2 separate regions of the Homo sapiens genome follow, and region 2 is linked to region 1. A link is a loop called in an ENCODE intact Hi-C map of the cell type or tissue named here. Cell type or tissue: Caco-2. All regions are shown on one strand. Each heading gives the region's core, and the rest is flanking DNA. Links, peaks and the distances in the headings are about the cores only. Region 1 overlaps GOLIM4 (golgi integral membrane protein 4). Region 2 has its middle 55 kb from the start of LINC02082.

The links. Peaks named below come from ENCODE experiments on the same cell type or tissue, not always from the same donor. Only the 100,000 strongest peaks of a DNase experiment are listed, where the experiment ranks them.
Region 2: a loop joins it to region 1, with 4 times the contacts of the local background. A loop is called at or near these places in 26 of 110 quality-filtered maps.

What each region holds. Positions count from the first base shown.
Region 1 is chr3:168,040,702-168,057,461 of GRCh38, forward strand. It overlaps GOLIM4 (golgi integral membrane protein 4), which reads right to left. Exons shown (of 16, transcript NM_014498.5): 2 at 7,590-7,664; 3 at 6,249-6,298; 4 at 4,127-4,180; 5 at 2,678-2,828; 6 at 691-773; 7 at 85-168. Among named protein-coding and RNA genes, the nearest start is that of GOLIM4, 47 kb to the right of the region's middle. In Caco-2, for the core only: a CTCF peak has its summit at 6,682 (motif pointing right); no DNase peak of the experiment used is centred there.
Region 2 is chr3:168,838,658-168,855,417 of GRCh38, forward strand. No RefSeq gene overlaps it. Among named protein-coding and RNA genes, the nearest start is that of LINC02082, 55 kb to the right of the region's middle. In Caco-2, for the core only: a CTCF peak has its summit at 8,826 (motif pointing left); no DNase peak of the experiment used is centred there.

The DNA of each region.
Region 1 (16,760 bases), core at 2,791-10,790:
TTGTAAGAGACTACATGCATAAAGGAATTGAGAAATGTTAAGCAGACTTGTAAAAGAACCCACAGAGGCTGCTACCCTTCTAACCTGTGCAGCAGCTAGTGCACTCTTGTGGTCTTCCAAAGTCACTACAAGTTGTTCATGCTCGGAGAGTAAATTCTTATGCTGTTGCTACACAAAAAAGAATTTTACATGTTGAGCTTTAACATTCTACGACAAATTCTTCTTTGGCTGATCGTGATATGGCTACCCAAATGTTACTTGCTTGTTTATTTGTTGTTGTAGCAGCATGTGTTAAGTTTAAAAATCATCGTAGAGAGAACACTACGCTTTATGTAGTATTCCAAAATCTAAAACGTGCTACCCAAATATCATAATCATTTATTTACAATGAAATCAAAACCAAAGAAACAAATTTCTCATTATTAGTAAACTTTTATAAATAAAAAGCTTATTAATATGTAACTAGCATGAGAATAATTTCAGTACTAATGAGAATATTCAGATTTTCAGACCATCTTTTAGCTTACAATGCTGAAGTGGTAAAAATATTAGGTACACTCTAGTTAATGCAAAGCCCACAATAACAACGTGGATTTGTAAAGCAGGCCAATTAGGGAATGACTTTTTAAAGTCATTCTACCAAATAAAGCAGGCAAACACTAAATAGTGAAACGTTTGGTTTTCTTTTACCTTGACATCTTGAAGCTGTGTATGTATGTCTTGGTGTGCTTTCCTTAGTTGTCTATTCTCTTCTCTCAAATTGTATACAGTCTCTATTTTAGAAAAAGAAGGATCACACATAAAGCCTTGAAACTTTCAGGATTCTGTTTCTATTATTTTCATATCTAAAGCCACCTATAACTTATTTTAGAATTTATTTTGAACTCAGACAATATAATATTCAAAATCAACAAAAATGATATTGTATTGGGATGTAGCATGGTTTTAGCTGGACATCTCAATCCACTCTGGTTCAGTACTTTAAATGCTTTTAAACAACTTTTGCATGACAGACAAAAGATAAGGAATTTTTGTTACCTAGGAATTAAAAATGAGATGTTAATGTCAATAAGCATACCCTTAGGAATAAAATATAATGCGTAGGTGTACTCAGATTTGAGTCTCTTCACAAATTAAAAACAAAGCTTCAGCATTTCAGTCAAATTTTTAAAAATAATTTAAAATTTTAAAAATATATAAAAATAAAATAATCAGAAAGTATAGACCCTTAACCCTTTGTAGTACTGCCTCAAGACTATTTAACTCCTGCATGACTTTTTGTTGTAACTTACTTTTTTTGAAATGCTATATTATAGAGAAATGTTGCAAAAAACATATAGAGTGGTCCTAAGGACACAACACCCAGCTTCCCATCATGATGACATCTTATACAAATACAGTACATTACCAAAACCAGGAAACTGTTGGGGTCAGTACAGTGAACTAGACTACAAACTTGATTTGGGCTTGACCACTGTTTTTGCATGCACCATATGCCTCTTAAAACCAATTATCTCACTTTAAACTTATTTAGCACCTATTTTTTTTTTTTGACAGAGTCTCTCTCTGTCACCCAGGCTGGAGTGCAGTGCAATGCCCCAGCAATGCAGTGCCCCAGCAATGCATTTAATTTTAGTGCGATCTTGGCTCACTGTAAGAACCTCCGTCTCCCGGGTTCAAGCGAGTCTCTTGCCTTGGCCTCCCGAATGGCTGAGATTACAGGCATGTGCCACGATGCCCGGCTAATTTTTGTATTTTTAGTAGAGATGGGGTTTCGCCATTTTGGCCAGGCTGGTCTCGAACTCCTGACCTCAAGTGATCCACCCACCTTGGCCTCCCAAAGTGCTAGGATTACAGGCGTGAGCCACCGTCCCCGGTTGAAATGGGGAAGACGTGTGTCTTGTGATTAATCTGGAGTTCACCTAAATATTTGATTGCAGAATGCACTGGTTTCTTTCTCCAGGACTCACATGCACTCAGAAAAGTGACATATTTTGTTTCATATTACTATGAAAATACCTGACACAGATGTTGATGGGTAGCAAATTTATGAGCAACTACTCTACATGCTTTATGTAAATTATTTCTCACACCAATTCTACAAGGTTGATATTTTTATGATTATCTCAATTTCACAGATAAGACAATGAAGCCCACAGTTGTCACACAACTTACCCATGGTCACATAGCTAGTGAAGAAGCCAAGATTCACCTGGGCAGTCTGACTATAGAACTTGAGCTTTTTTCAGTTACTACTGGCGATCAACAGCAAGTCTCTGCTCCCTTGGAGATTTTTAGAAATATATGGAGCAATTTTTGATTGTGGCAATAACTGAGAAGCATTATAGCATTTAGTAGGTAAGGATCAGAGATGCTATCTGTCTCGCAACCCAGTTAAGAGAAGAATCGTCTTGCCCAACAGGGCCATGTGCCCCACTGAGATACAAGAGAATACACTACGATACAACAGAACACACGACATATTCTATTCTGCTTCCCTAAACCAACCCAAATAGATGAAGATACATGTGAAACATTACAAAGAAAAAGTGACTGGTAAAGGACCACATGATAAATGTAAATCGATCACCACTCAAAACAACAGTCTACAGTTGCACTGAAACATTAATATCAGTACTTATTTAGAGATAAACTGGCTAATCAGATTTCCAAATACCTTTTAGCTTAGAAAGTTCTTGTTCTTTTTCTTGCTGGAGCTGCAAGTATTTTTGCTTATGGTCATTAAATGTTCTACTGAAGTCTTCCCCTTGTTTGCGATGTTCCTCTTCCAAGTCACTGTGCTGTTTCTTTAGCTCCTCGTGTTGGCTCTGCAAAGATGAAAACTTGAGTAGAAATATACATTCTCTGAATTATATGAGAGTCTATTTCTTGACAGCACAGTAAACAAAAACAAATGAAAGCAAGCAAGCACAAACACATGAAGAAATAGGCTTTGTTTTTCTCAAGTTGCTTTAATTTGTGCAGCTTCCCTCCATTTCCCCTGGATTTCAAATGAACAGTTGGGATCACAGCCAAAAATAATTTTCCCCTTAATTTTTAAGAAGTTAGCATGAGAGATGGAAAGGGAAAAAATGTGGGAAAATTCCCAGGGACACATATTACTGTGGAAACAAGGTAAAGCTAATGGCAAAATTATCCCTCCCTGGGTATTATGGATTTCCTCTTTCGATCTGATGTTTTCCCAGCAATGCATTTAATTTTCCTTCTTTGGTATTTCAGCCTTTCTGGTAACTCAGTTTAAAAGAGAGAGAGTAAATGAGACTTTTCCCTTTGGGAATAGTAATCAACTGTTTAGAGAATTGACTTTTATTTACCTTATTTCCGATTATAATCCTACAATGTAATCATGATCTAGATAAACACTACAGTCTCCAAGTGCTTAATGTGAAAGCATGGTTTGCTTTAATTCATTTACTGCTCTCTTGATAATAAGAAAAGATTCCGGTTTCAATAAAAAGTGCATGCCCTACTGATATCAGAGGGAAAGACAATAGCAAACAGAAAGCGAGGGGGAGGCACGGTGGGGTGGAGATGCCGGCATGATCTGCATCCTGCGAGAAGGGCATAACTGCATGCTGCCCGTCTCTTCCAGCTTGACAGAAACAATGATCCTCTTCCTGACACAGAATAATGAGTTTTACTCAAGGACCAAGGAAGCAGAATCTTTAAATAATAATTTGTGTTCCTGTGGTAAGTAAAAGGACATTTATTAAATATTAGTAACAAGAAGGAAGCATTTTAATAGTTCTACAGCCTCCAATCTGTGTAAGATAAAAGAAAATGTCTAAGGAAAACCACTGTGAGAAAGTAAATGAACATAAAACCCTAATGGATAGAGAGAAGAAGAAAATTAAAAATGAGGTAACCGAGAGCCTGATTTGCAAGAAAATGTGTAATAATTAAAATGTTCTATGTAATCGAGTGATAAATACGACAAGCCATTACAACTATATATAATTTTTAGCCAAATAAGATTTTAAAATGCCATATTACAATACAAATCAACTTCTGTAAACTTTCTTTAATCACTTTAAAGGCCATTAGTCAGTTCAAGTATTAGTTAATCCTTTCTTTTATTCATAAATAACAACTTTAGATTACTCACTTTCAACATCTGATGTTGGACATTCAGTGCACTGTATCTGCTATTGGAATCTTGCTGTAAATCAAAAAAAAAAAAGAAAACACAAAGATAAATATGGCTCTCTTGTTAAATACAGCTTAAAGCACTTTAAAATATAACTTTATTTATTTCACTTGTGTACAGTAAAATGAATTCTACATTTGAACCAAGATGTCGCTGGAGCCATCGATTTAACACAGAAATGAAGTTTTAACATTCCCCTTAGTTTGCTAGATTTTAGAGTAAAAAAGCAGGATATGAAATCATAAAACAGTAGCTTGAAAGAGCCCTTAGAGATGATTTCCTTCCACTTTCATATTCAGAAGAACTGGAGCCCAGACATACGAACTTGTCCTGAGACACAGAGTCACCGCGCAGGGCTAATATATGCGCTGGGTGCTTGAGGTAAGAGGGAAGAAGAAATAAACCGATGAGGAGCGGGCCTCACAAGCTGAGCATGGCTTAAAGGGGGAAGAGAAAAGGCACTTTCTTTCCCTGAACTTCAGCGGGTAAGAAATTCTATATACATGATTTTACCCCAGTGAGGCTCTATTTTGCAGAGTGAGAAACTGAGTAAAGATTAGGAACCTGCCAAGAGCAAATATTTCATTAAGTAGCAGAGCCAGGATTGAAACTTGAGCCTAAGTCTCTGGCTGAACTGCGTGTCCTGAGCTCCAGGTTCCAGGGGTATATCTTTGTGTTCCTGTGGGGTATCTTCACATATGGACCCAATAGTCCCGGGCAGCCATAACCAGTCAGTATGCAAAACACACCTGATTCTTTTCCCTCTCTATGCTATGTTGTTTATGTTTAGGTACCATATCCCTCACTTTACCCTGCCAGCACAAGTATACACTCATGCATTTTTTTTCATATTTTTATTAAAAACTTCTAAAATGAACTGCATTTTTGCTTCCTCACTTTACTGCTTTAATTTGTAAGGAAATTACAAGTGCACACAGCTTTGGTTAGTGCTGTTAAAAGCAAGCAAGAGTTGAAAGCTGATGGCCTCCTGGGCTATCCAAAGAAGTGACTCTTCTCAGTTTTTTTATTTTGAGATAGGGTCTGCCCTGTTGTCCAGGCTGGAGTAGAGTGGTGGGATCATAGCTCATTGAAGCTTTAAACTCCTAGGCTCAAGTGATCTTCTGCCTCAGCTCTCAAGTAGCTGGGAATAGAGGCATGTGTACCATCACGCCCAGCTAATATTTTGTACTTTGAAGTCTTGCTATTTTGCACGGGCTGGTCTCAAACTCCTGGCCTCAGGCAATCCTCCTGCCTCAGCCTCCCAAAGTTTTGGGATTACAGATGTGAGCCAACTCACTTGGCTTCTTCTTAGTTTTAATACCCCAAAATATCAATGTTTTTCAATTAATGCTTATATACTTTTCTTAGAGTAAGAAAAGAGTAGCTTTTATCCAGTTAATTTGGACTTTAAAATATTTTTATTTATTTATTTATTTAATTTTTATTTTTTTATTGATCATTCTTGGGTGTTTCTCGCAGAGGGGGATTTGGCAGGGTCATAGGACAATAGTGGAGGGAAGGTCAGCAGATAAACAAGTGAACAAAGGTCTCTGGTTTTCCTAGGCAGAGGACCCTGCGGCCTTCCGCAGTGTCTGTGTCCCTGGGTACTTGAGATTAGGGAGTGGTGATGACTCTTAACGAGCATGCTGCCTTCAAGTAAAATATTTTTAAATGCCAGTATCATTCATCCCTTCACCCATTCCACAAATGTTCTTAAATGAAAACTCTAGGCCAGGTCCTGTGTTGCATGTTACACATGTGAAGGCAAACCAAAATAAATCTTACATTCTATAAAAAAGAGAGACTGCAAACAAATAAATGAAATAATCTTCTTTTTATAGTTGAACATTAAGGTTATTCCCAGTTTATCCCTATTATCAACAATGTGATAAGTAAAGGTAAGTTTAAAGTCTTCCTCTTAGAATTTTTTGGCAGCCAAAAAAAAAAAAAGGGGGTGTCAGTCCTATAATCCCAGGGATCAAAAAGTAAAAGAGTTCGCAACTGTATTTCTCTCTCTTTCAAGTTTTATGAAAACAAATTAAGGAAAACAAACAACCACAACAAAAAAAACAAAACTTACCCTTCCTTTATTTAATGTTTCTTGTGCTTCTAACTTATAAACAAGAAAATCTAGAAAATACAAGATGGAAAAAAACAGTGATAATTCACTACACAGATTTTAAACATCTAAAGAAATAAAGGCAAACTTCACTCATGCTTACAAAAGTGTTTTAGGTTTAAAACAATCTACTTGGTGATTTACATACTTTATTTTGGCTCTCATTGCTTTAGAAAGAATTGGAAAAAACATACAGCTTCCTCTTTACCTTACAGCTGTAAATCTTGCATCCACAAAATCCAAATTATAGCCAATTGATTAAAAGTGCTTTTAGAATATCTCTGATTAACTCTCCTTGAAATTTAGGAGGGAAAAAATGGAGCACATCTGAAGACAAAGGTGATTTATTGCTATCCACTAGATGGCACACTAAAATCATTCAGTTCCTGAAAACAGAAATCAAGCCAGCCAAGCCATCTTTAATGCTTTGAAAACCTTATTATCCACTAGATGGCTCTATAAAATCACTCTGCATTTGAAGGCAAGGAGACTCCAAATCTTATCAAAGCATTTAATGATGCTGAACTTCTATTCTTCACACAGGCTCAATCCAAGGGTCAGTAAAACATCCTAACCAATACTGCCCCTCCTCTGCTATCCTCTTCCTTCCTACCAAGGTAGGCAGACAGAACACGTAATTTAAATTTCAAGATTTATCATAAAACATGAATAAATAAATATCAGAATGCAGATAACTTCAAATCATCAGCTGTATAAGGCCTGTGTTTTATGGAAAAATTCTGATAAAAATTGACAGCATTGCCCAGTGGCTGTCCTAAATGTAAACTTTCAAACTGAATCAACTGATGTGTCAATAAAAACTTTCACAAGGTAAAAACAGGTGCATAACTTAAAATATAATGGACAATGGGATCAATTCATTACGGTATAAATATATATGTATGTGTATAAAATTTGTCATATTCTGGACAATGCATCCTGTTACTTCCCCCCCAACCCCAGCCCCCTCAATATCTGTGGACAGAAGTTCCAGGTGTAAGTAATATACCCGTTTAATATGCAGATGAAAAATTATATGTTATTCCTGAAATAATAAGTGTAACCAATATATGAGCTATCACAAGGTGGCATAAACTGAATACAGTATTCTAAATCCAATCTTGTATAGGGATTATTGCACAATGCATAATATATTACTTGACATGTCTTTCTCTGTCCACCTATCTGACTTTGGGTTGATTTGAGAACGATCTTAGCCAAAAAAAAATTGTAAACCAAGTATATGATACGTCAAAGAAGAGTACTGGAAAAACACAGAACACAAATTATGTATTTACTTACCTTCCTTTGCTTTTTTATGTTCAAGTCTTTCTTTTTGCAAGGATTTCTCTAATCTTGATCTGTGTTCATATACAACTGGAAAAAAAGTTAACATTTTTGTCTTCAAAGAATTAGAAATTTAAAACTAAAATTAACATCAATTTTTAAAACAGGAAGAAAACAGTGTAGAGTCTTTACACAATTTAAATAAAAACATATGTGTTTTAAGTTCCCCTTTCCAGGTAAAGAACAGACATACTAATAGGCATTATTCTGGGCTGGCTCCCATCCAGCCTGCCCTTTTCTAAAGCCAGTACTCTGAATGATGCTTCCACCTTCTTTGCCAGCTCCATTTCCTTCTAGGCCTCTTAAATGCAAGTGTCTTTTTGAGATCTTTTTCCTCCTGTCTTCCTGGGCAACCTTGCTCAATCTCCTGACTTTTAACCATCATCTGCAAAGCAGTTACCCCCACATCTACACTTCCACCTCTGGCTTCTCTCTGACTCTAGAAGGGTATTTTCTCCTAAATATTCCATAAGTACTACAAAGTCAACATGATCTGCATCTGAATTAAGGCTGCCTGGATCCATAAGGAGACCTCAGCAGCATACCACTGGAATGAAAGAGGAGGTGTATCTCCTCCCTCCTCCCACGTCAAGGAAAACAGACTAGAGAAGCACAGAAATAGAGAAGGAAGGGACTCTCCAAAGAATTTATAAAAGGGTCCACAAAAGAACTAGTCAGGTTCACCATCAGCCACAGCCAGAAGAAACCAGCGGCAAACCGATGTTCGGTTCTGTAAGACCTTTCTGCCCTTTATCCTCCCTCCCCACCCAGTCTACTCTGAAGAATCCAGAGTCGCCTGGTGAGCAGGGGAGGAAGAGCAGACATGTCTGGCAGACAACAAGGGAGAAGAGGCATACCACAACACTCCTTCCCACTGCAGGCTCCACACCTACAGCAAGCAGAAGCTGGACAGGAGGGAGAAGCCTTACCTTTGAATTAACTGTCCTGGACTAGACCAGACATAACAATTAATGAACCAAGACTGTGTGTTTATGAATACAAGTTTTGAACTATTTTTTGCTTTTAATCTGAGAGAAGTTAGTGAAGCAAACAAGTTTGTCTAAGATTTCATCCAGGAACAGAAAACTCAGCTCCACAAAATGGTTTGAATAGGCACCGAGGGAGAGAACAGAGTAAATTAAAATTCTGATCTACCCTTTGAATCCTGTTTGTTCAGCATTATGGTCAAATATGATCTCATTCTTGGCAGGCTAAGCCAAACGTGTTACTCCATTCTTTGGCCAGTCACAAGCTCCCCGTGACTACATACAATTTAAGCATCAATCACTGGTTGACCATATACAATTCACAGAACAGCCCCAACACTACTGGCTGCTGCCAAAGTCATCAGGGTCCCAGAAAACTCCCTTTCCCCATCCCTGCAGCAATCCCTTGCTGCTTAAGGGATTCCCTGCCTCTCTTCTTGCCCTTTCTCCATTGTTATGATGGCCAACAACCACCATTGTCCTCTTTTCAGGTTGGCCATCATCTCCTGCGTTCTATAGCTTCTCCCCACACTGTGTCTTTTCTTGTCATCCCATATAAAACTTCCATTCTCAGGACTCCATCTACTATCACGATAGACCCTACCTCTATTCACACCTCTGCTAACATCTCCGTCTCTAACTCCTAGAATGCCTGTGACCACTCAAATTTGTATGGTGTGGTCCTCTGATGACATGCATACCCCAATCTCAACTTTTCCCTCATCCGTAGGCAGTCATTGCAATAATCCCTGCCCCATCCCCTTCCTCTACCAGGGTTCCTTTTCCATTCACCAGATGATCCTTTCCCCCTGCATTATTATTATAAAGGAATTCAATATAACTCTATATCTATGGCATCTCTACCATGTACCTGGACAGAAGTGTAAAACTGGGATAAAAATAGTTGTGTTCCAAAAAGTTTGGTTCCAAGTCCACTGCTAAAAAGTAATTTTTTTTCAAACATATACATGTATGGAGTGTAAGCCCCTTGGACAATTACTAAAATCCTTTCAAAACTAAGAGGTTCCTTGGATTACTACTAATAGCCCCATCTTAAATTAAGTTTGGAATAAAGAAAGGAAAGTGTAAGATTAGCCCTATAGAACATCACGAAGCCAGGCCCTGAACTGTGCACTCACAGTCTTTGAGAATTTCACTGAGGTGGGGGAAACATATAGGGAAAGAGCTAAATTACAATACTATCATGATAAAACAGAGGCAAGAATAGGATGCTCAGGAACACGTAAGCTCCCCAGCTGGAAGGAAAAACACTCCCTTCACCGCCAATCCACTGGCCAAAGTTCTCACCGTCTGGGTAGAAAGTTATAAGGGCATAAATATGCCAGTTAAAAGTGAATCTGATTGCACTAATGGACATATTATAGACTGAATTTCAGCAATCATGCAAAACTTTCAAAGAAAGGAACAGGTGAACTATCCAAGATCCTACAGCAGCAAAGTCCCCAGTATAGGCGGAAACAATTCTAACCTAGCAACACCTATAATAATAATAATAATAATAATAATAATAATAATAATAATAATAATAAAACCTAGCAGCATAGTCAAGAAAAACATACAAGGCAGACTGTTCATCACCCACCCCAGTCACCTCAGACTAAATATTAAACATTATTGTAGAAGGTCAAGGATAGAGGGGAAAAAAGCTGAATTTACAAATTACAATCTGGTGGAATTGCTGTTTACTTAATACAATGCAGCAGCAATCAGGGTAAACTCACTTTTGCAAACTTAATATTGTGTGGTACCAGATAATCAGGTCATAATTATCTTTGGCTTAGGAAGGACAGAACTCATCAGCATGATTTCATCTTCAGTAAGAGAATGGAGGCTCTGCTAGATGAAACCAAGTAGAGAGGGAGTGTGGGGGATATGGGTGAAGAGTGCTGGGTGCAGGATGGTATTCCATTCTTTATTCTCTTCCCTTGGATTCAGTCAGGAAGATAATACCCTGACAGCTGGCCCAAAGTACCCATTTATCAAACTGAATCATACAACTGTCTTTGACAGTTCCACACTAAATGGAAATTTACATATTTGACATATTAACAGCAGTGTGTCTCAAGAGCCAGGAGATCATAGGACACAGTTATAAACTTTCATAAATAACCTGAATAAATCCCATAAAATGTCCACAGAAAGGCAAGCGTGTTTGCGAATTATTGTTAAAATTCAAAGGTCTTAGAAAAGCTGAGAAATACTCATGATTACATGCATGGCATCATAATAGCAAACTGTTAACGCAAGAAGAATGTATTTTTGCAAATACAGGAGAAAAAAGATGTGGCAAACAGGAATAGAGTATATATATGTAGAAACTATGAGGTAATTGTGCTATTAATACTATCTTACTCAGAACTGGACAAGCCGTCGTTATAACAGCAGCTTCTAATCCTGATGTAATGTAACTTAAGAATTCAGAAATGGTTTGAAGGCTGGAGAATATCACCGAGGAGGAGGAGGGTGAAAGAATGGAGCAGCGGTGACGGATGGAGACATGGAGAAGGGTTGTTCTTCACCAGGCTCAAGAAAAGAATAAAGGAAAACAAACTGAAAAAGGCTCAAACTATAGGCTGAAGAAACCACATCAGGTAAAGGGAAGTCAGAGTGAAAACTGGCCCTTCGAACTGAAAAATCTAGAAAGAAGAGGAGGAGAGGGAGAGAGGCAGGTGCTAATATAAGGGCTGAAGACACAGCCTTGATGCCTGGGTTAAAATCCCAGCTTCATTTCTCATGAGGTGAGCTGCTGAACTTCTGTGAACTTCAGTTTCCTTGTACGGTTTGTGGGGATAATAATAGATGTATCTCTTTGGCTGAATGTCAGAGTTAAATGAGTTCATATATATCAAGTGCTTAGAATACTGCCTGGCACAGAGTAAACACTATTAAAATGCTTAAATAGCTTAAAAGTGCCAGAGAAAAAAATCAGGCGATCTCCCCTGAGCCCTTCCAACCCTACAGTTAAAGTCTAATAACAAAGTAATCATATGTATGTGTATATGCATATATGTGCATATATATATATATACACATACACACACTCTCTCACACACACACTCTCTCTCACACACACAGATGTATACACACACATATATCTGACTTAAAAAGGCAATGACATTGGTCTCAGTTTTCTTTTACTTAAAAAATTTCTTTAAATAAAAGAAAAAGCAAATAATAATTCCATATGTTATTTAAACCCTTAAGTTTTTGAAAATAAAAACGGAAAGACAGTAGAACAGACCATATAGAATTTCTGTGCTTGTACCTCTTTTAGAAAACTTCACTATTAAGCACATACACACACATACGCACTACCTTTCTTTCTTTTACCATGCATTCTCCAGGCTTTTGAGCTGTGATTTATCTAGCTAGGTTTACTGTTTCACTTAGAATGAGGATAGCTAATCAATCCTTGTCACCTATCTCTATTTTTCTATTTATACTCTGAAGTCAAGGGCATCAGTCAAGATGAACTAATGCTGCTAAAATCTCTGCAACAAAAAGCTATATATTGAATATTCTCATAGCACCAAACAAGTTTAAGGAAAAATAAGTATGAAAATAATGGTTCAATCTCAGCAGTCAAGATCTTTAATGCAGAATAACACTGCAACAGGAATAGGATTTGAATCCAAGAACTCAGGAGAAAAAGATGAAAATCCATAATACTCATCTCATCTCCTGCTTACTTAAAAGGGGTTTAATATTTTCCATGCAACCAGGAATGGAAAGAGGTTCTATTCCCCCCAAAAGCACTCAGGAGTTTAAAAACGTGCCAGCTTCCTACAGCAATTTTCCATTTTAACTCTGACTTCCATTTGAAAGTCACACGAGAAATCAGCTGTATACATTCACTTATGGGCAAAATGCATATCTATGCAATTTCAAGGCAAACTGCTCCAATTCATAATCAGAAAGCAACACTCCAAAATTAGGCAGAAAACACTGCTAAGTGTTTTGACATCTTAAACCAAGAGAGGGCAATGTTTCTTTGGCAGAAGAAATAGCCTGTGAAATTTTGTTTTTGGTCCCGACTATAACATAATGTTTTATTTTTAAAAAACAAACAACAAACAACAGAAGCTTGGTATGAAAGTCACACAATTCAACTTGTGAAAACATTGAGATTTGCAAGTACCTCTATCTTCTTATATATAAAACAAAAATTAAAATGAACAAAGTATGCTTTTGATAATTGTGATTGAAGAATGTTTAAGCTTAATACTAAGAAAGATGACACAAAAAGGAGAATAAATTGAAATTAATATACGTCTCAGACTTCAATACTTTTGAGGGTTTCTTTGGGGCTAATGTCATAGAAATTAAGAGCCTTTATGTGACAGTTTTTGGTTGTAATTCTAAATCACCAGAGGTGGGGTGGAAGCCAGCCACCTGCCCATCCCATTCCTCCATAAAAGAACAAGTTGATGGGTCAACACAAAGTCAACATCATGCATTCTTTCAATTACTTTTCCTTCCTTCTTCCATAATTTTACCTTACAAGAAGTCTAAGACAGAATACTGGAGATCTCCTAGAAAACAACCCCCATAAAAGAAAGAAATAAAAAGAAAAAGGAGGTGGACCACTATTACCATTTTAAGGCTGACACAGGACTCTCCCTCCAGTGCCCAGAAGTAGGGAAGGACATCGCTAGGGCACAGACTTTGGTTCCTCCTCTCGTTTCCTTCAAAAACGTCTCCTCAGAGTTCTGCATCCATCTTCAAAATTTAACTACAACCTCTCACAGATGACTCCCAAACCATGAAACCCAGATTTTACTTCTCACTCAATTCCAGTTTCATTCCTTCAATAAAATTCAATCTTTTGAGTCTGCTTCATAATTTATGGCTGAATTTAATTTTTAATAAGCCCTTTCCCACACATTCAAGGCCCAGGCCTGGGGGGGCAAAACCTCCCAGTGGCTTCTCACCACATCGGGAGTGAAACCCCACAAGGCCCTCACAGGGCCTTACCCCATCGTTCATCCTGCCCGACCCCAGCAGCCTCTCTGTTAGGCTTGAACATGCCAGGCACACTTTCCCCTCAGCCCCTCCTACTGCCTTTCCTTGAGCCTCACTGCTCTTGCTCCAGGTATCTGAGCAACTAGCTCCCTTACTTCCTTCAGATCCTCACTAGAAAGATGCGTTCACACCCAGAACATCCTGTCTAAAATTGCAACTAGCTTTCTGCCCTCAATACTTCGTCTCCTTTCCTACATTATTTTTCTCTTTAGTGCTGATCATCATGCTTTGTTTTTACTTATTAATTAAACATAATTTATTAATTATAAAATAATAATTTTTATTACTGTTATAAATAAGTAAAATAATAATTTTTACTTATTAATTCCCTGTCTATCACAAAAGAACAGAACCTCGATTGAGGGCGAGAATTTCTGAATTACTTTATCTCATTATCGTATCCCTGTGATATGCTTTGGCTGTGTCCCCACCCAAATCTCATCTTGAATTCTCACATGTGGTGGGAGGGACCCAGTGGGAGATAATTTAATCATGGGGCAGGTTTTTCCTGTACTGTTCTCATGAGAGTGAATAAGTCTCATGAGATCTGATGGTTTTAAAAAGGGGAGTTTCCCTGCGCAAATTCTCTTCTTTTGTCTGCTGCCATGTGAGACGTAACTTTCACCTTCCGCCATGATTGTAAGGCCTCCCAAGCCATGTGGAACTGTAAGTCCAATAAACTGCTTTCTTTTGTAAATTGCCCAGTCTGGAGTATGTTTTTTTCAGCAGCATGAAAACAAACTAACACAGTAAATTGGTACCAGTAGAGTGGGGTGCTGCTGAAAAGATACCCAAAAATGTAGAAATGACTTTGGAACTGGGTAACAAGCAGAGGCTGTAACAGCTTGGAGGCTCAGAAGAAGACAGAAAGATGTGGGACAGTTTGGAACTCCCTAGAGACTTGCTGAATGGCTTTAAGCAAAATGCTGATAATGATATGGACACTGAAATCCAGTCTGAGCTGGTCTCAAATGGAGATGAGAAACTTGTTGGCAACTGGAGCAAAGGTGGCTTCTGTTATATTTTAGCAAAGAGACTGACGGCATTTTGCTTCTGACCTAGAGATCTGTGGAACTTTGAACTTGAGAAAGATGATTTAGGGATCTGGTGGAAGAAATTTCTAAGCAGCAAAGCATTCAAGAGGTGACTCAGGGCCGGGCGCGGTGGCTCACGCCTGTAATCCCAGCACTTTGGGAGGCCGAGGTGGAGGGATCATGAGGTCAGGAGATCAAGACCATCCTGGCTAACATGGTAAAACCCCGTCTCTACTAAAAATACAAAAAAAACATTAGCTGGGCGTGATGGCAGGTACCTGTAGTCCCAGCTACTCGGGAGGCTGAGGCAGGAGAATGGTGTGAACCCAGGAGGCGGAGCTTGCAGTGAGCAGAGATCATGCCACTGCACTCCAGCCTGGGCGACAGAGCAAGACTCTGTCTCAAAAAAAAAAAAAAAAGAGGTGACTCAGGTGCTGTTAAAGGCATTCAGTATTAAAAGGGAAGCAGAGCATAAAAGTTCAGAAAATTTGCAGCCTGATGAATGTGACAGAAAAGAAAATCCCATTTTCTGAAAAGAAATCCAAGCTGGCTGCAGAAATTTGCGTAAGTAACTAGGAGCCAAATGTTAACGACCAAGACAATTCGGAAAATGTCTCCAGGGCATGTCAGAGGTCTTCACAGCAGCCCCTCCTATCACAGGCCCAGAGGCCTAGGAGGAAAAAGTGGTTTCATGGGCCAGGCCCAGGGTCCCTGTGCTGTGTGCATCCTAGGGACTTGGTGCCCTGTGTCCCAGATGCTCCAGCCATGGCTGAAAGGCACCAACATAGAGCTTGGGCTATGGCTTCAGAAGGTGCAAGTCCCAAGCCTTGGCAGCTTCCACACGGTGCTGAGCCTGTGGGTGCACAGAAGTCAAGAATTGAGGTTTGGGAACCTCCACCTAGATTTCAGAAGATGTATGGAAATGCCTGGATGCCCAGGCAGAAGTTTGCTCAGGGGGAGGGCACTCATGGAGAACCTCTGCTAGGTCAGTGTGGAAGAGAAATGTGGAGTTGGAGCTCCCAAACAGAGTCCCTACTGGGGAGAAGGGGGCCACTGTCCTCTGGACCCCAGAATGGCAGATCCACTAACAGCTTGCACCATGCACCTGGAAAAGCCACAGACACTCAACACGAGCCCATGAAAGCAGCTGGGAGGGAGGCTGTACCCTGCAAAGCCAAAGGGGCGGAGCTGCCCAAGACCATGTGAACCCACCTCTTGCATCAGCATGACCTGGATATGAGACATGGAATCAAAGGAGATAGTTCCAGAGCTTTAAGGTTTGACTGTCCTGCTGGATTTTGGTCTTGCGTGGGGCCCCCAGCCCTTGTGTTTTGGCCAATTTCTCCTATTTGGAATGACTGTATTTACTCAATGCTTGTACCCTCATTGTATCTAGGAAGTAATTAACTTGCTTTTGATTTTACAACTTCATAAACAGAAAGGACTTGCCTTGTCTCAGATAAGACTTTGGACTGTGGACTTTTGAGTTAATGCTGAAATGAGATAAGACTTTGGGGGACTGTCGGGAAAGCATAATTGGTTTTGAAATGTGAGGGCATGAGATGTGGGAGGGGTCAGGGGTGGAATGATATGGTTTGGCTGTGTCCCCCACCCAAATCTCATCTTGAATTCCCATATGTTGAGGGGGGGACCCGGTGGGAGGTAACCAAATCATGTGGCAGGTCTTTCCTGTGCTGTTCTCATGACGGTGAATAAGTCTAACGAGAGCTGATGGTTTTAAAAAAAGGAGTTTCCCTGCACAAGTTCTCCTGTCTGCTGCCATGTGAGACATGCCTTTCACCTTCCACCATGATTGTGAGGACTTCCCAGACTTGTGGAACTGTAAGTCCAATAAACCTCTTTCTTTTGTAAACTGCCCAGTCTTGGGTATGTCTTTATCAGCAGCATGAAAATGAAATAATACACCCTGGTACACTGAATTGTAGTCATGTATTAGTCTATTCTCATACTGCTATACAGATACTACCTGAGACTGGGTAACTTATGAACAAAAGAGGTTTAACTGACTCACAGTTCCGCATGGCTAGGGAGGCCTCAGGAAA
Region 2 (16,760 bases), core at 5,646-13,645, 800 kb after region 1:
ACTCTACCTTTCCTACTAACACTGAATTCTCTTTTATGAAAACACATACACATAAACATTAACTCGAGCGTCTTTAACAATTAAATGAGACAGTGATGACAATATGCATGCAGAGAAAAAGATTTGCTATAGAGGAATGTCAGTAAGGAAAGACTAGTTAACTCCTTAACCTTATGTAAGGTTAACTCCTTAACCATATGTAACTCCTTAACCTTATGTAGTTTGATAACTGGAGGACCAAGCAGAAGCTGTGTCAGTTATGAAGCCTTCCCCCATCTAAAATCTGTATGTTGTTCTCATTGAATGTAACCACGAAATTTAGCTGGGCAAGAGTTTGAGACTAAGAAGATAAATAAGAAATAGATGTCTAAATAAAGAATAGAGGAATTTTGAGAATTATGAAGTATTAGAAAAGAGAGATGGGGATGAAAAGCAAGATCTAGAGGAGTCTGTTTTGATTCTTAGATAATTCTGAGATGTGTTCACAGAGCCAGTAAAACGACAAATAATAATATATGTGAAAGGAGGCTTAAATGCATTAAAATTCTTTAAGTGAAAACTATTTAAATCATTAACGTATTTCAAATGTGACCTCTGGTGAATTATGTATTATTTTCCTTTCATTTCCCTCGTCTTTTGAATCAGAATAACAATAATGCTTATGTTGACAAATTGTTGTGAGGACAAGGGTTACAATATTAAAAAAGTCTTCTCAGGGTGCATCTTCAACAACTAGTAACTTTTATTATGCCAATTAATTTTTAAAGTATCCAGATATCATTTTTGAAAAACTTTTAAAAACAGTTAATTTAGTGAACTATACTATATTACTTAGCATGGTTATGCAAATTTTTTTAGTTATTTTTACTACCAATTTTGGAGAAATGATAATTTCTCTGTCTTTCAAAGGGTATTTTTCTCATTGTACCTGCTTGAAAATCTATCCCCAAAGGTTTACTGGTTTCCTTTCTTTGTAATACATGCTTTAGGGGGAAATTATCATTTCTTCTTGGAATTCTGGAATTTGAATTAAAGAGTCTGCCAGTCAGCATTGCCTGTTTTCCCTTGGTCCTGGCATACAGAACTTGAATTGGTTTCCAAGGCAAAGCATTCAATAATCTGTATGCAAAGTAGTATTTTTACATAGCTCTGAATGTCATATCCAAATGTAAAGCTGCCTGTTGCCTCAAGTGTGAAATTCATTCTCATTTAAATTTTATGTTTCTTTGCAACTAGTGATGCTGGTATTTGGGGACTGGGCTGTAGAAACACATGTGACAGTGGTTAAAAGTAGTAATAGCTGTGATTGCACCTCCCTGGCTCCTTCCCCACTATTGCCTTTGTCTTCATGGAAATATGGAGAGCGTTTCATGTGGAAGCTACCCCTGGGCTAGCAGTAAATCTGCAGAATTTAAAGGTCCTAGTCATTTTTCTGAATGCATTTTACTTTGAGCTTTTGAGGTTGATTTTAGTCCAAAATGCTGATTGAGGATGAAAAGGTTACTAGAGAATTTGCCTATTCATGATGCAACCCATTTTTCATCCAAATCCCATGTCCGGATCACTTTTAATCTTCCCACTGCCTTCTGTAATGGCTGCTTGCTGCTCCTTTGAGCTACCATTTTTAATGCAAAGGGTCAATGGCAAGAAACTAGTGTCTCCATGGTTAGAACTAGACCTCCCATTTAAGTAAAGTGTTATACCAGAAATATGGATTCCTAAAGCCATTAGTTACAGTAATTGTATGGAGTACTAAGGACTGTACCTCACATGAGATAGCAAAAGTGTTAATGGTGGCTATAATCTAACACCCCAAAATATCCTTTTCTTAGGTAGGTAACTTATTCACTATAATGTTGAGCAAAATTGTGGAGCTATTGCTGTGTATCACACATTGTCCGCAAATTTAATGACATAAAACACAAACTATTATTTTTCATGAATCCTTGAATAAACTGGGCAGCTGTGCTGGTCTAGGCCAGACTCTGGACTCTCATATGTCTGTGGTCAGCTGGCAGGTCAGCTGGGCCTGGCTGGTCCAAGATGTGGCTGGCTAGTCTTAAGGCCTAGTCTCAGAACTGGCACATCATCACTTCTTGCTGCAGTCTTTTGGCCAAAGCAAGTCACACTCCTAGCCCAGATTCAAGAGGTGAGGAAATAAAGTCCGCCACTTCAAGGCAGGAGTTGAAAGTCACGTTATAAAGAGAAAAGATACATGTCTGGGTACAGAATTGGGGTCAGTTTTACAATCAACCCCAATTGCTTTTCCGGATTAGGAGGGGCAATACTGAGGTTCCCTCCTATACTAGATCACACCAGCTCACTCATGGTAAGCACCACAGCTCAAAAGCGAGATGTGAGGTTTTGAAGTTTTGAATAAGCTCTAACCCTCTGTGAAGTTATCTATTACAACAGCATTTAAGAAAAATAACTAGACAGGCCAGGCGCAGTGGCTCACTCCTGTAATCCCAGCATTTGGGGAGGCCAAGATGGGTGGATCACCAGAGGTCAGGAGTTTCAGACCAGCCTGGCCAATGTGGTGAAACCCCATCTCTACTAAAAATACAAAAATTAGCTGGGCGTGGTGGTGGGCACCTGTAATCCCAGCTACTTGGGAGGCTGAGGCAGGAGAATTGCTTGAACCCGGGAGGCGGAGGTTGCAGTAAGCCGAGATTGTGCCATTGCACTCTAGACTGTGCGACAAGAGTGAAACTCCATCTCAGGAAAAAAAATAAAAGAAAGAAAGAAAAATAACTAGACAGCTTCATAATGATGTTCTGTATTGATGTTCTGTATTGGTTAATACATTTCTGCAACATTTGGCTTAATATAGATATATTTTACCTATGCAGTGGAGTCTTGATTTCTTAAACAGCATGTTCTCAAAGTGTTTCTTCTTGTTTTCTTTCATGTGTGTGTTTATAAATGTATGTATATGCATGTATATATGGATTTAAATGTATACACATATGTATATGTATATATATATGCACATATGTGTGTGCATGCACATTTCCTACTTCACTTCTGCCAGCATGCCAGCATCCCTGTTATTCTTTAGCACTCTGAGGTACCACCTTATGGTTGTTTACTGAAGTTGCTGATTATTCCAAAGGTCACTACCCAGAGCAGGAGATGTTACCTGCCTTACTGGAGCCAACTAGTTATACAGTGGAAGGGAAATCTAGGTGAGGATGTTAACAGGCATATGTATGCATCTTTTTATGTGGTGGTTCTGATAAAAATTCCATAGGCTCAGCAATAGAGGGCTCAAAATCTGGCTGATAATTTTACATCTGGGGTAGCTGCATTTATAATCCTCCATCAGTTGTGGTGTTGTCATCTTCATTAAGAATTTAATGAGCACCAACAGGCCTAGCTAATGTGTGGAAAACAGAGGTGTAGCCACATCCTCTGCCTAGCAAGCTGTTGCATGATTACAGAGCTTCTGGTGTGCATGAAGAGCTGGGCCCTCCCTATTTTTACTTACTTCATAAATCTAGACACAGACTTCACTTTGGGGCTCATATTATTAAGAGGATACTGCAGAGGAAAAATAAACCCCGTTTGGTAAAGTAAATGGTATGCCTGCCTCTGTAGCTACCCATGGTTTATTACTGCTGTATGTTATTTCCAGCAGTGCTTATAACAGTGATCATAAGGGACCTTTAAAGACTTACTGATGCCTCTTGGGCAGTTTCAGAATAATACCGTTTATAAATTATTCTGCCTACATATCTTATGTCTTCAGGATTCCTTTTGCCTTGCTTTGTCTGTTGTGAGTATATTTGCATGAAAACAGGTGTGTGACAAAATTCAACATTCATTACAATGAAACACACCCACACTTATACACACTTTATTTTGCAAATGAAGAAATAAAGAGAACTTCTTAAATCTGATTTTTAAAGACAATCTATAAACATACATATAGCAAAGATTATACTTGGTGGCAAAATGCTGAAAGCATCCTCTGAGGTCAGGAAAACAAGACAAGGATGCTGCTTTCACCAACTTTCAATATTTCACTGGAGGTCCAGTCTAGCCTAATAAGTTAAGAAAAAGACTTACTGGAAATAAACATATTAAACTGCTATTATTCCTAGATGACATGATTATTTGTCTAGGAAATCTAAAAGAAGGTATATACTATTAGAACTAATAAGTAACTTTAGCAAGGTCACTAGGTACTATGTCAATAAATAGACTAATTGTATTTCTGTACATCAGAAACAAAAATGAATTTTTAAAAGACATTTATAATCATATTAGAGACCTATAAAATATCAAAAACCAAATTAGATGCAAGATGTATAATGCCTCTAATTAAAACCTCAAAATATTATTGAGAGAAATTACAGAAGACCTAAAAAAATAGAGGCATATACCATGGCCATGGATTGGGAATGATGTATAGTTCTAACTCAATCATAATTAAGATTTCTACAGCATTTTGAATCAATAAACTTATGCTAAAAAGTATGAAAAAGAAAAGATCCAAGAAGAGCCAAGAAATCTTGAAGAGTAAGAACAGAGCTGACAACTTTCAATGCTAGATAACGCTATAGTAATTAACATAATATATTATTGGTTCAAATGTGAATAAAGAGAACACTGAAACGTAATAAAAAGTCCAGAAAATGACCTACTTATATAGATCAATTGGTTTACGACAGGGAAAACCCTACAGTACAGTGAGTACATTAAGTGGATATATTCTATAAATGGTGCTGGGTTCATTGAATATTCATAAAGAAAAAATATTAATCTTGACTTCTACCTCTTACCACATACAAGTCAAAACATTTTACATTTAACTGTACAAAGATATGTGTCTTTTCTAAAAAAAATAGTATTTTTATTTTAAGGAACTATATTTTAATTTGTTCATTTGTTTTTGTTTTGATATCTAGGAACTCACAGCTAAAGCATGCCTGATCACAGTAATTTTCTTTAACCTAAGGTTTCTGGCATAACTCTCTTGTCCCTTTTATTGCATGACAATTGTTCTTTCATCCTTGCTTTAACGATTCTATTTTATGGGTCTCTTTTGTGTGTGTGAGAGTTATTTTAAATCTTTTTTTGAAGTAGACAAGGTATAAATAATGAATAAATCAATCAATGAGGCAAGTTAAACTTCTTTTGAAATTTTGAAGCCTGATTGAATTGTCAAAAAGAATTATAGCTCGTATAGTAATCCCAGTAATTACACTTTGATAAAGTTGTAACTGTCTAACATCATATTGCTAATATATTAAGCAAATAAATATTACATGGAATGTTCTTTAAATGTTAACATACGTGTCAGTATTAAAAATAAGTAGCATTTACATGGAGAAAGAACCTACTTTTTGTAGACTGTGTGTTATATATACTGGGACAAAAAATATAGATTATTTGTTTCTCTTTAGGAAAAGTTGCTTGAATATTGAAATAACTTTTTCATATGGATACAGTATGTAGAAGAAAAAGAATAACTGTTTGGAAGGTGGGAAGTGTAGCAACTGAGAAGTGCTTCAAACCCTGTTAGTGATTAAGAATGTGAGATTTAAAGTTATTAGACCTATCTACATAGGAATCCCAGCCCTGCCACTTAGTGACTGTGTCATCTTGGAAAAGTTACTTGACCTTTCTTAAGACTCAATTTCTTTATATCCAAAATGAGAATAATAATATCTATCTCATATAGGCTTGAATCTGTATATGGCTGAATGTAGGCATGACATTAATTTTTTGCAGAGTGTAATATTTCCGTATTTTAATATCCATCCTTTAAAATATTTAATTTTGAGTTTTGGAAGAGAATGAAATTTGAGCACCTATATGCAACAAGCAGACTGAGTACGGAATAACTAGGAGAGCAGGTGAAAAACGTGAATGATGTGGGACAAATAAGAAATTCTGAACACTGTGTGCAGCCCATCAATTGCAATGAGGACCTGGGGAGTTGTAACCTATGAAACTGTAGATGCTGTTGCTGTACTGTGAAGCACTACTGCTCTGACAGGCTCTCTGAGCTCCCATTCCACCTAGCACACGTGGCAATAAAGTGCAGCACATGGAATCCATATTAGAGCAATAGCTGCATCTTCAAAAAAACGTTTTAATGACTTTTCTAGTCTGCATTTAGAAGGATGATTTTAGATCTTACATCTTATCTTTTTCTAGGTTAATGTGCCTTCCCCCTCAGATCCCTGCATTTGGGGAAATTTCTGTGATGGTATACTCCCAGAGAGTATTGTGTCTCATTCAAAATACCCTTAGGAAACCTTTGATCTAGAATGTAAGTTCAGCAGCCAGAATCAGAATTGAATGCTTGTGGTGGTGTGAGAAGTCTGCATATATTCGGAAAGTTGTATAGGGACATTTTGTGTCGCTCCTTCTTCCACTTCTTCCTCTTCCTCCTCTTCTCCTCCTTCTCTTCCTCTTCCTAGTCTCCTTCTTCTCCTCCTCCTTCTCCATTTCCATCTCCTTCTCCTCCTCCTTCTCCTCTTCCTCCTCCTCCTTCTCTTCCTCTTCCTACTCTCCTTCTCCTCCTCCTCCTTCTCTTCATCTTCCTACTCTCCTTCTCCTCCTCCTTCTTCTCCTCCTTCTCTTCCTCTTCCTACTCTCCTCCTCCTTCTCCTCCTACTCCTCCTCCTTCTCGTCCTCTTCCTACTCTCCTCCTCCTTCTCGTCATCCTTTTCCTCCTCCTCCTCATTCTCCTCTTCCTTCTCCTCCTCCTTCCCATCCTCCTCCTACTCCTCCTCCTTCTCGTCCTCTTCCTATTCTCCTCCTCCATCTCCTCGTCCTTTTCCTCCTCCTCCTCATTCTCCTATTCCCTCTTCTTCTCCTTCTCATCCTTTTCCTACTCTCCTCCTCCTCCTTCTCCTCGTCCTTTTCCTCCTCCTCCTCATTCTCCTCTTCCTTCTCCTCCTCCTTCTTCTCCTCTTCCTCCACCACCTACTTCTATTCTTCTTCCTACTCTCCTTCTCCTTCTGCTCCTTCTCCTCCTCCTCCTCATCTTCCTTCTCTTCCTCTTGCTACACTCCTCCTCCTCATCTTCCTTCTCTTCCTCTTGCTACACTCCTCCTCCTTCTCTTCCTCTTCCTACTTTCCTTCTCCTTCTCTTCCTCTTCCTACTTTCCTTCTCCTTCTTCTCTTCCTCTTCCTACTCTCTTCCTTCTCCTCCTCCTTCTCTTCCTCTTCCTACTCTCCTTCTCCTCCTCCTTCTCCTCTTTCTCCTCCTCCTTCTTCTCCTCCTCCTCTTCTTCCTACTCTCCTCTTTCTCCTTCTCCTCCTCCTTCTCTTTCTCTTCCTCTTCCTACTCTCCTTCTCCTCCTCTTCCTTCTCCTCCTCCTCCTTCTTCTCTCCCTCTTCCTACTCTCCTTCTCCTCCTCCTTATCCTCTTCCTCCTCCTCTTTCCTTGTCTCTATATACTCTTCTCCTTCTCTTCCTTCTCCTCTTTCTTCTCTTCCTCCTCCTCCTCTTCTTTCTCTTCCTTTTCCTACTGTCCTTCTTCTCCTCCTCCTCTTTCTCCTCCACCTTCTCCTCTTCCTTTTTCTCTTCCTCCTCCTCCTCTTTCCCTTCCTACTCTTCTTCTCATTCTCCTCCTCCTCCTATTCCTCCTTCTCCTCCTCCTCCTCTTCCTCCTTCTCCTCCTCCTTCTCCTCTTCCTCCTCCTCCTCTTCCTCCTCCTTCTCCTCCTTCTGTTCTTCTTTCTACTCTCCTTCTCCTCCTTCTCCTCCTCCTGCTCTTCCTCCTCCTTCTCCTCCTTCTGTTCTTCTTTCTACTCTCCTTCTCCTCCTTCTCCTCTTCCTCCTCCTCCTCCTTCTCCTTCTTCTTCTTCTTTCTTCCTCTTCTTCTTCTTTTGAAGTCTGTGTACTGGTGTCTTGAAGAACCATCACCTTTGGAAAAGGTAGATTTTGTCAGCAAACTGGACCTGAGAAATCTTTTATTGCAAGGGAGGCTTCTGGATTAATTGTTCTCTTCTGTTGACATCCATAGCTATTGGCACTTGCAAAGATCTTATTTGATGGTTTCTATTCCTTGGGTGACCAAAAGCACTATATCAAAATGCAAATAAGGGAGAATTTTCAATGTTTAATATTAAACCAGCCCTCCTACCTACAGGAAACTGCCATTTCTGCAAATGGTGTGGAATGTTTTGTTATATGACAAGGAGTGGAAGAGCTAAATATGCCCTGCACTTGAACCGCACTCTGTTCATCTAAGAATTCTGTGTATGTTGTATTACATTGGAACTATCTGGATTACAGCACAGACTAATAGTCAACCAGCCAAAATAAAATCAGCCAAAGATTCATTGCTGTCGTTAAAAACCTCACTTTAGAAAGGAAGGACCTAAGTAGATACTTTAGTAATCAAATCTGAGGAAGTTCAATTTTACTTGGTTGTGAGAAACATGGAGCATGCAAATACCTAAAATTAAGCAATACTAAAGAAAAAAATAAATTTACTTATCAAAAATGATTAAAGTGTAGAAGTGAATCTGCTATCACAGTAATTTAATAAACTGAAGCATGAGTTATTTTGGATTGAATTTGTTACATAGCTCATGCATGAAATGATCTGTTGCTTGTTCTTGTGACTATGAAACAGCAAAGGGAAAAAATGTATTCTGTCCGAGGCATTGTAAAAATATTGAAAGCTTTGAGCCTTTTGTAGAGGCATATGACTACAACTTGTCATTTATACTTTACAGGCCAATAATTTTTACGCCGAAATCGCAGATGCTTAGCTTTCAGAATTATCTCTTAATATATAGTGGGTTCAGAAACTCAACTCTGGCGCCATGAGACTGTCACTCATGTGATTACACTGCCACCATGTGGTTTCAAAGATCCTTTCCAATTAAAAAAATCAAAGATATGGCCTCTTACGAAAAAGAAAATGATGATTCAAGTATTTTCTCTATTTTTCTTGGTCGTTTGTTCTGTTACAATATTATACATAGTGTATGGATTCTCATGGGAGGTATGACTGGGGCAGAAATGTAAGAGGTGGTAGTATAGGCTAATAATTATTTGTAGTTCTTCATGAATTCAGCTTCTGCCAAGTGAATACCATCAAGAGCTTTGCTAGCAGGTGCTACCTTCATTGACCTTTTCTGAATAAATATAGCATTTACAGTGTCCAGAAGAATCTAAAAAATTCCTTACAGATGTCAATAGGCAAGTGTTTCTCAAACTCGGTTCCTAGACTGGCAGCATGAACATTCTTGAGAAACGTATTAGAAATGCCAGTTATTCAGCTCCACCCCATGCACTGAATAAGAAATTCTGGAAATGGGGCCCAGTAATCTGTTTTAAAAAGCCCTCCCAGGTGATTCTGATGCTTGTTAAAATTTGAGAACGATTGTTAAAGACAATCACATCTCTCTTAGGATAGATTAACACACATTTCCCTAGATAGTGTTAAATTTAGCCACCTGCTTCGGGCCCCTAAAAAAAAAAAATCCACAGAGAAGTGAAAGACAAAGGTCCCAGGGCTTCCTATCAGTTTCGTTGACCAGCACCCTGAAGCCCTCCCTGGGAAGGAAGAAGCAGGTCATCTGGGGGGGTTCCTGTTCCCATCAACTGCCCTATCAGCATTCTTTCTTCCCTATTTAACTGCACCTGAAAGAGTTGCTACAGCCAATTCGGAATAAATCTTTCAACCTTTTGGGATTATTGGAACACAGTCAATTATGAATGGATGTTATATATAAGACTACTTTTCGGACATTAAAAATATAGTTTTTATATATAAGCTAAATATAAGCTAAAAATATAGTTTTTATATATACGCTAAATATAAGCTACAAATTGGAAAGCCTCCCAGGCTTTAAGAATGTTAAAGAATGGTGGGATGGTATGAATTGGAGACTCCATGCCCTGTCATTACAGCCAGACACTAAACTGCTTCCCAACTCAGTTTTCTGTAGTCATGCACAAAGGTTGGCCTCATGCTACTAGGACTTCTGATATTTATAATATGAAAAGTCAGAAAGAATAAATTTTATGTAAAATGTCAAAATTTTAAAGTATGAATTCAAGTTTACGTGCATGTATAAATAAATAAATGAAAACATATCTGCCAGTTTGATTCCATCTACTGACCTCCAGAATCTTGTTTCTGGGGTAAACAGTTAAGGAAAATTGTGGTTATCAACCTCAGCATACATTTATGAACATATGTATGTCTGATATTGAAGTGATTTGTGTCCATGCTTTTTCATCTTTGTATGTGTAAATACATATCCTTTCTCTTCCTCTTCCTCCTCCTACTCTCCTCCTTCTTGTTTGTGCTTCCATAGAAATTTTAGGATTGTTTTCCTGTTTCTTTGAAGAATGTCATTGGTATTTTGGTAGTGATTGCACTGACTATATACACAGCATGGAAACCTAGCATCTCAAAACATGGGGGAAATATTTTATTTGGTAACGAAGTAGCTTCAAACTGAGTAAAAGCAAAAAATCTGAAAGGTGCCTGAATTCAAAAAGCACATCTCTAAAGTGCCATGCTTTATAGAAGAGAATGTATGATATTTTTACTAATATGAAACATGTTTTCAAAGCATTTAAAAATCTTTCAAGATCTTACAAATTTCACAGCACATACAGAATAAAAATATTGAGAATATACGACTTACTTGTAGTGTAGGTTATTCTTAGGGACATATAAAATACTTAAAAATATCAAGATTAGGAACAAAATTAGGCACTCAATTGGAACAAAAATCAGATTTTAATTGTTTTTATCCCTGGCTATGGAAAGAGTGCTTAATAAATAGCAGCTGAACTAATAGAAGAATAAGTATTGATCAGGTGTTACTGAGAGAATTTTCTACATAAGGCATGGTCTCTGCAGCTTAACCCTCACTGTCCTCACTGTGTCCAAGATTCAGAAAGTGCGTCTTATATCATTGCAAGTTGGAGGTTTTCTGAAAGACTTCAAGAACAACTTTAGATAGAACCTTGGTTTTTCTCTGTGGTTTCTTTCCAAATCTAGTAAAATTTCAGTGGCTGTGCTGCTGATCATATATTTAAGATTGATAGAACTAATTCTGGGTTAAATTACAATGTACACACCAAGCTGAAGATCATTCTGGTCACTCGGGGCCAATGTCTGGATACATCCCCATCCCTTGGCACAACAGAAGCTAGTTTTTCAGACTGTTTCCAGATTTAATGAAGACCTCCTGCCCCAACTATCTTGACCTATAGAATATCATTGTGGTTAGGATTCTGAACATGGGGATCCTTTACTTTCCTTCCTCATGGATTTTAGAGTTTCAAGAGTATCCCATAAAAAAATGCATATTCAGTAGTCCCCACTTACCCTTAATGTATATGTTTCAATATACCCAGTGGATGCCTGAAACCACAGATAGTACCAAACCCTATATATATTATGTTTGTTCTATCCATACATACATATGATAAAGTTTAATTTATAAACAGGCATGGTAAGATATTAACAACAACAAAAATAAAATAGAACAATTATAATAATATGCCAGCATAACTACTCTTGTGCATTGGGGTCATTATGAATTAAAACAAGGGTTACTTGAACACAAGCATTGTGATACTGCCACAGTCAGTCTGAAAACTGAGGAGGCTACTAAGTGACTAGCAAGCAGGTAGAGTCTATGGGGTGAGTACTCTGAACAAAGGGATGATTCAAGTTCCAGGTGGGAGAGAGCAGAAAGATAAGGGAGGGTGTCAGATTTCATCACACTAAGAATGGCATGCAATTAAAAACTTATGAATTGTTTACTTCTAGAATTTTTTATTTAACTTTTTTCAATTTAGAATTTTCAAATTTTCTTAAATATTTGATACATAAGAAGTACATATTTTGAGGTTATATGTAATATCTTGATACAGTCATATATATTGATCAGATCAGGGTAAGTGGGATATCTGTCTCCTTAAACATTTGTCTTTCCTTTATACTGGAAATAATTATTATCCTCTAGCTATTTTGAAATATGCAGCAGATCATTGTTTAGTCACCTTACTGATTTATCAAACACCAGGTCTTGTTTCCATAATCTAACCATATTTTTGTTCATATAAATCAACCTCACTTTATTTCCTCTCCTCCAACCCTGGCCCTTCATGGCCTCTGGTAACCACCAATCTACTCTTTATCTTCATAAGATCACCTTTATTACCTCCAACATATGAGAGAGAACATGTGATACTTGTCTTTCTGTGCCTGGCTTATTTCACTTAACATTATGACTTCCAGTTCCATCCACTTATATTGCTGCAAATGACAGGATTTCATTCTGTTTTATGGCTGAATAATATTCCATTGTGTAAATACACCACATGTTCTGTATCCATCGATGGCCTCATAGGTTGATTCCATATTTTGGCTATTGTGAATAGCGCTGCAATAAACATGGAACTGTAGCTATCTCTCTAATATATTGATCTCCTTTCTTTTGGATATATACCCAGTATTGGGATTGCTGGATCCTATGGTAGTTCTATATTTTGTATTTTTAAGAACTCCCATGTCATTTTCCAGGATAGCTATATTAACCTACCTTCCTAGCAACAGTGTACAAGGGTTCTCCTTTCTCCACAATCTTGCCAACATCTGCTATTCCTTGTCTTTCAGATAAAACCAATTTAACTGAGGTGAGATGATACCTCATTGTGGTTTCCCTTTGCATTTCCCTGATTATTAATGTTGTGTAATTTTTATATACCGATGGGCCATTTTTATGTCTTCTTTTGAGAAATTACTATTCAGATCTTTTGTCCATTTTTAATTGGATTATTTATTTCCTGGGGGGGGGGGGTTGTTTGCTTTTTTGAGATTCATATATATTCTGGTTGTTTATCCCTTGTCAAAAGGATAGTTCACAAACATTTTCTCCCATGCTGTGCATTGTCTCTTCCATTTGTTGGTTGATTCCTTTGCTATACAGAAGCTTTTTGCTTGATACAATCTCCTTTGTCTATTTTTGCTTTTGTTGTCTACACTGTGGAGGTCCTGCCCCCAAAAACCTTGCTTAGCCCAATGTCCTGTAGCTCCTCTTCAGTGTTTTCTTGTAATAGTTTCATAGTGTCATGTCTTATTACATTTAAGTCCTTTAATCCACTTTAAGTCGATTTTTGTATATTGTGAAAGATAGAGGTATAGTTCCATTCTTCTGCACATGATTATCTAGTTTTCCTACCACTATCCATTGAAGAGCCTGTCTTTTCCTCAAAGTGTTTTCTTTGTGTGTTTGGCAAAAATGAGTTGACTGTAAATGCATGGATTTATATCTGGAGTTTCTATTCTGTTCCATTGGTCTATATGTCTCTTTTTATGCCACTACCATGCTATTTTGATTACTATATCTTTGTAGTATATTTTGAAGTCACGTAGTGTGATGCCTCCTCCTTTGTTCCTTTTGCTCAGGATTGCTGTAGCAATTCGAGGTATTTTGTGCATCCATAGAAATTTTAGGATTGTTTTCCTATTTCTTTGAGAATGTCATTGATATTTTGGTAGGAATTACATAGAATCTATAGATTGCTTTGGATAGTATTGACATTTAAACAACATTAAATTTTTCGATCTATGAGCACAGAATGTCTTTCCATTTGTTGTGTCCTCTTCAGTTGTTTTTCATCAATGTTTTATTGTTTTCCTTGGAGAGATCTTTTACTTCTTTCTTTCTTTCTTTCTTTTTTTTTGAGACAGAGTTCTTGCTCTGTCGCCCAGGCTGGAGTGCAGTGGCACAATCTCAGCTCACTGCAAGCTCCGCCTCCCGGGTTCATGCCATTCTCCTGCCTCAGCCTCCTGAGTAGCTGGGGTTACAGGCGCCCACCCCTATGACCGGCTAATTTTTTGAATTTTTAGTAGAGGCAGGGTTTCACCGTGTTAGCCAGAATGGTCTCGATCTCCTGACCTTGTGATCTGCCCACCTTTTTTGAGACGGAGTCTCGCTCTGTTGCCCAGGCTGGAGTGCTGTGGCACCATCTCGGCTCACTGCAAGCTCCACCTCCCGGGTTCAGGCCATTCTCCTGCCTCAGCCTCCTGAGTAGCTGAGACTACAGGCACACGTCACCACACCCGGCTAATTTTTTGTATTTTTAGTAGAGACAGGGTTTCACCATGTTAGCCAGGATGGTCTCGATCTCCTGACCTTGTGATCCGCCTGCCTCTGCCTCCCAAAGTGCTGGGATTACAGGCATGAGCCACCACGCCCGGCTCATCTTTTACTTCTTTAGTTAAATTTATTTCTATGTATTTTATAATTTTTATAGTCATTGTACATTTCTTAATTTCTTTTTCATATTGTCCACTGATGTTGTATATAATACTAATGATTTTTGTGTACTGTTTTTGTATCCTGCAAATTTACTGAATTTATTTATCAGTTCTAAGAGTTTTTTGGTGGAGTCTTTAGGTTTTTCTAAATATGAAATCACATTGTCTGCAAACCAGGATAATCTGATTTCTTCCTTTCCAATCTGAATGCCTTTTATTTTTTTCTCTTGACTGATTACTCTGGCTAGAATTTCCAGTATTATGTTAAACAAAAATGGTGAAAGTGGGCATCCTTGTCTTGTTTCAGATTTTAGAGAAAAGGATTTCAATTTCTCCTTATTTAGTATGATGTTACTTTGAGTATGTCATGTGTGGCCTTTATTGTTTTGAGATATATTTCTTCTATCCCCTGTTTGTTAAGTATTTTTATCACCAAGGAATGTTGAATTTTATGGAATGTTTTCTCAGGATTCATTGAATGATCATATGGTTTTTGTTTTAGGTTCTATTAATGTTATGTTTAACATTTATGATTTGCATATGTTAAACCATCCTTGCATCTCTGGAATGAATTCCATTTGATGAAGATGGTGAATAATCTTTTAAATGTGTTGTTGAATTCGGTTTGCTTATGTTTTTTGAGGATTTTTGCATTTATGTTAATCAGATATATTGGCCTGTAGTTTTCTTTTTTTTGTTGTATCCTTGTCTGGTTTTGGTACCATCAGGGTAATGCTGGTCTTGTAGAAGGAGTTTCCCCTTTCTTCACTTTTTTTGAAGAGTTGTTTGTTTGTTTGTTTGTTTGTTTTGAGACAGAGTCTTGCTCTGTTGCCCAGGCTGGAGTGCAGTGGTGTGATCTCAGCTCACTGCAACCTCTGTCTTCTGGGTTCAAGCAATTCTCCTGCCTCAGCCTCCTGAGTAGCTGGGATTACAGGTGCACACTGCCACATCCAGCTAATTTTTGTATTTTTAGTAGAGACAGGGTTTCACTATGTTGACCAGGCTGGTCTCAAACTCCTGACTTCAGGTGATCCACCCGCCTTGGCCTCCCAAAGGGCTGGAATTACAGGCGTGAGCCATGGCACCTGGCCGAAGAATTTTAGTAGAATTGGTATCAGGTCTTTAAATGTCTGGAATAATTCAGCAGTGAAACTATCAGGTCCTGAACTTTTCTTTGATAGGAGACTTTTATTGTGACTTTGATCTCATTATTTACTATTGGTTTGTTCAGATTTTCTATTTCTTCATGGTTCAATCTTGGTAGTTTATGTATTTCCAGTAACTTATCCATTTTTCCCAGATTTTCCAATTTGTTGCCATGTACTTGTTTGTAACAGTCTCTATTCTTTGAATTTCTGTATTATCAATTATGTCTCCTCTTGTATTTCTGATTTTATTTATTTGGGTCTTCTCTGTTTTTTCTTAGACTAAATAAAGGCTTGTTCATTTTGTTTATCTTTTCAAAAAACCAGCTTTTCATTTTGCTGCTACTTTGTATTTATTTAAGTCTCAATTTCATTTATTTCTGGTGTTATCTTTTATTTCTTTCTTACTATTAAATGTGAGTTTAGTTTGTTCTTGCTTTTCTAGTTCCTGAAGGTACGTCATTAGTTTCTTTATTTGAAGTCTTTCTACTTTCATTTGTTGCTATAAACTTTCCTCTTAGCACTGCTTTTACTTTATCCCATAGATTTTTGTATGTTTTAGTTCTTTTTCCATTTGTTTCAAAAATTTTAAAATTTTATTCTTAATTTATTCATTGGCCCATTGATCATTCTGGAGTATGTTGTTTAATTAACATGTGTTTGTATAGTTTCCAAGGTTTCTCTTGTTATTGACTTCTAGTTTTATTTCATTGCAGTCAGAAAAGATAATTAAGATAATTCTACTTTTTTGAAATTTTTTAGATTTTTTTTGTGTCCTGAGATATGGTCTTTTCTGGAGACTGTTTCATGTGCTCATGAAAAGAATGTATATTCTGCAGCAACTGGGTGAAAGGTTCTGTATATGTCAGCTAACCCCATTTGGTCTAGTGTGTAGTTTAACTCTTACACTGCTTTGTTGATATTCTGCCTAGATTATCCGTCCATTACTGAGAGTAGTTTGGTAAAGTCCACTCCTGTTATAGTGCAGCCTTTTTCTTGCTTTAGATCTATTAATGTTTATTTTATATACTTGGGTGCTGCTGTGTTGGGTTCATAGACATTATAATTGTTATGTCTTCTTACTGAATTGACTCTTTTGACCTGTGTCTTTTTGTTCAGTCTTTGGCTTGTGATGCATGTTATCTGATATAAATATAGCTACTCCTGCTCCTTTTTGGTTTCAATTAGCATGAAATGTCTTTTTCTATCCCTTCACGTTCAGTGTATTTGTGTCTTTTTGAGTGAGGCTTGTTTTTTGTAAGCAGTATACATTTGAGTCTTATTTTTTTGTGTACTCAGCTACTCTATGTCTTTTCATTGGATAATTGAGTCTATTTGTATTTATGGTTA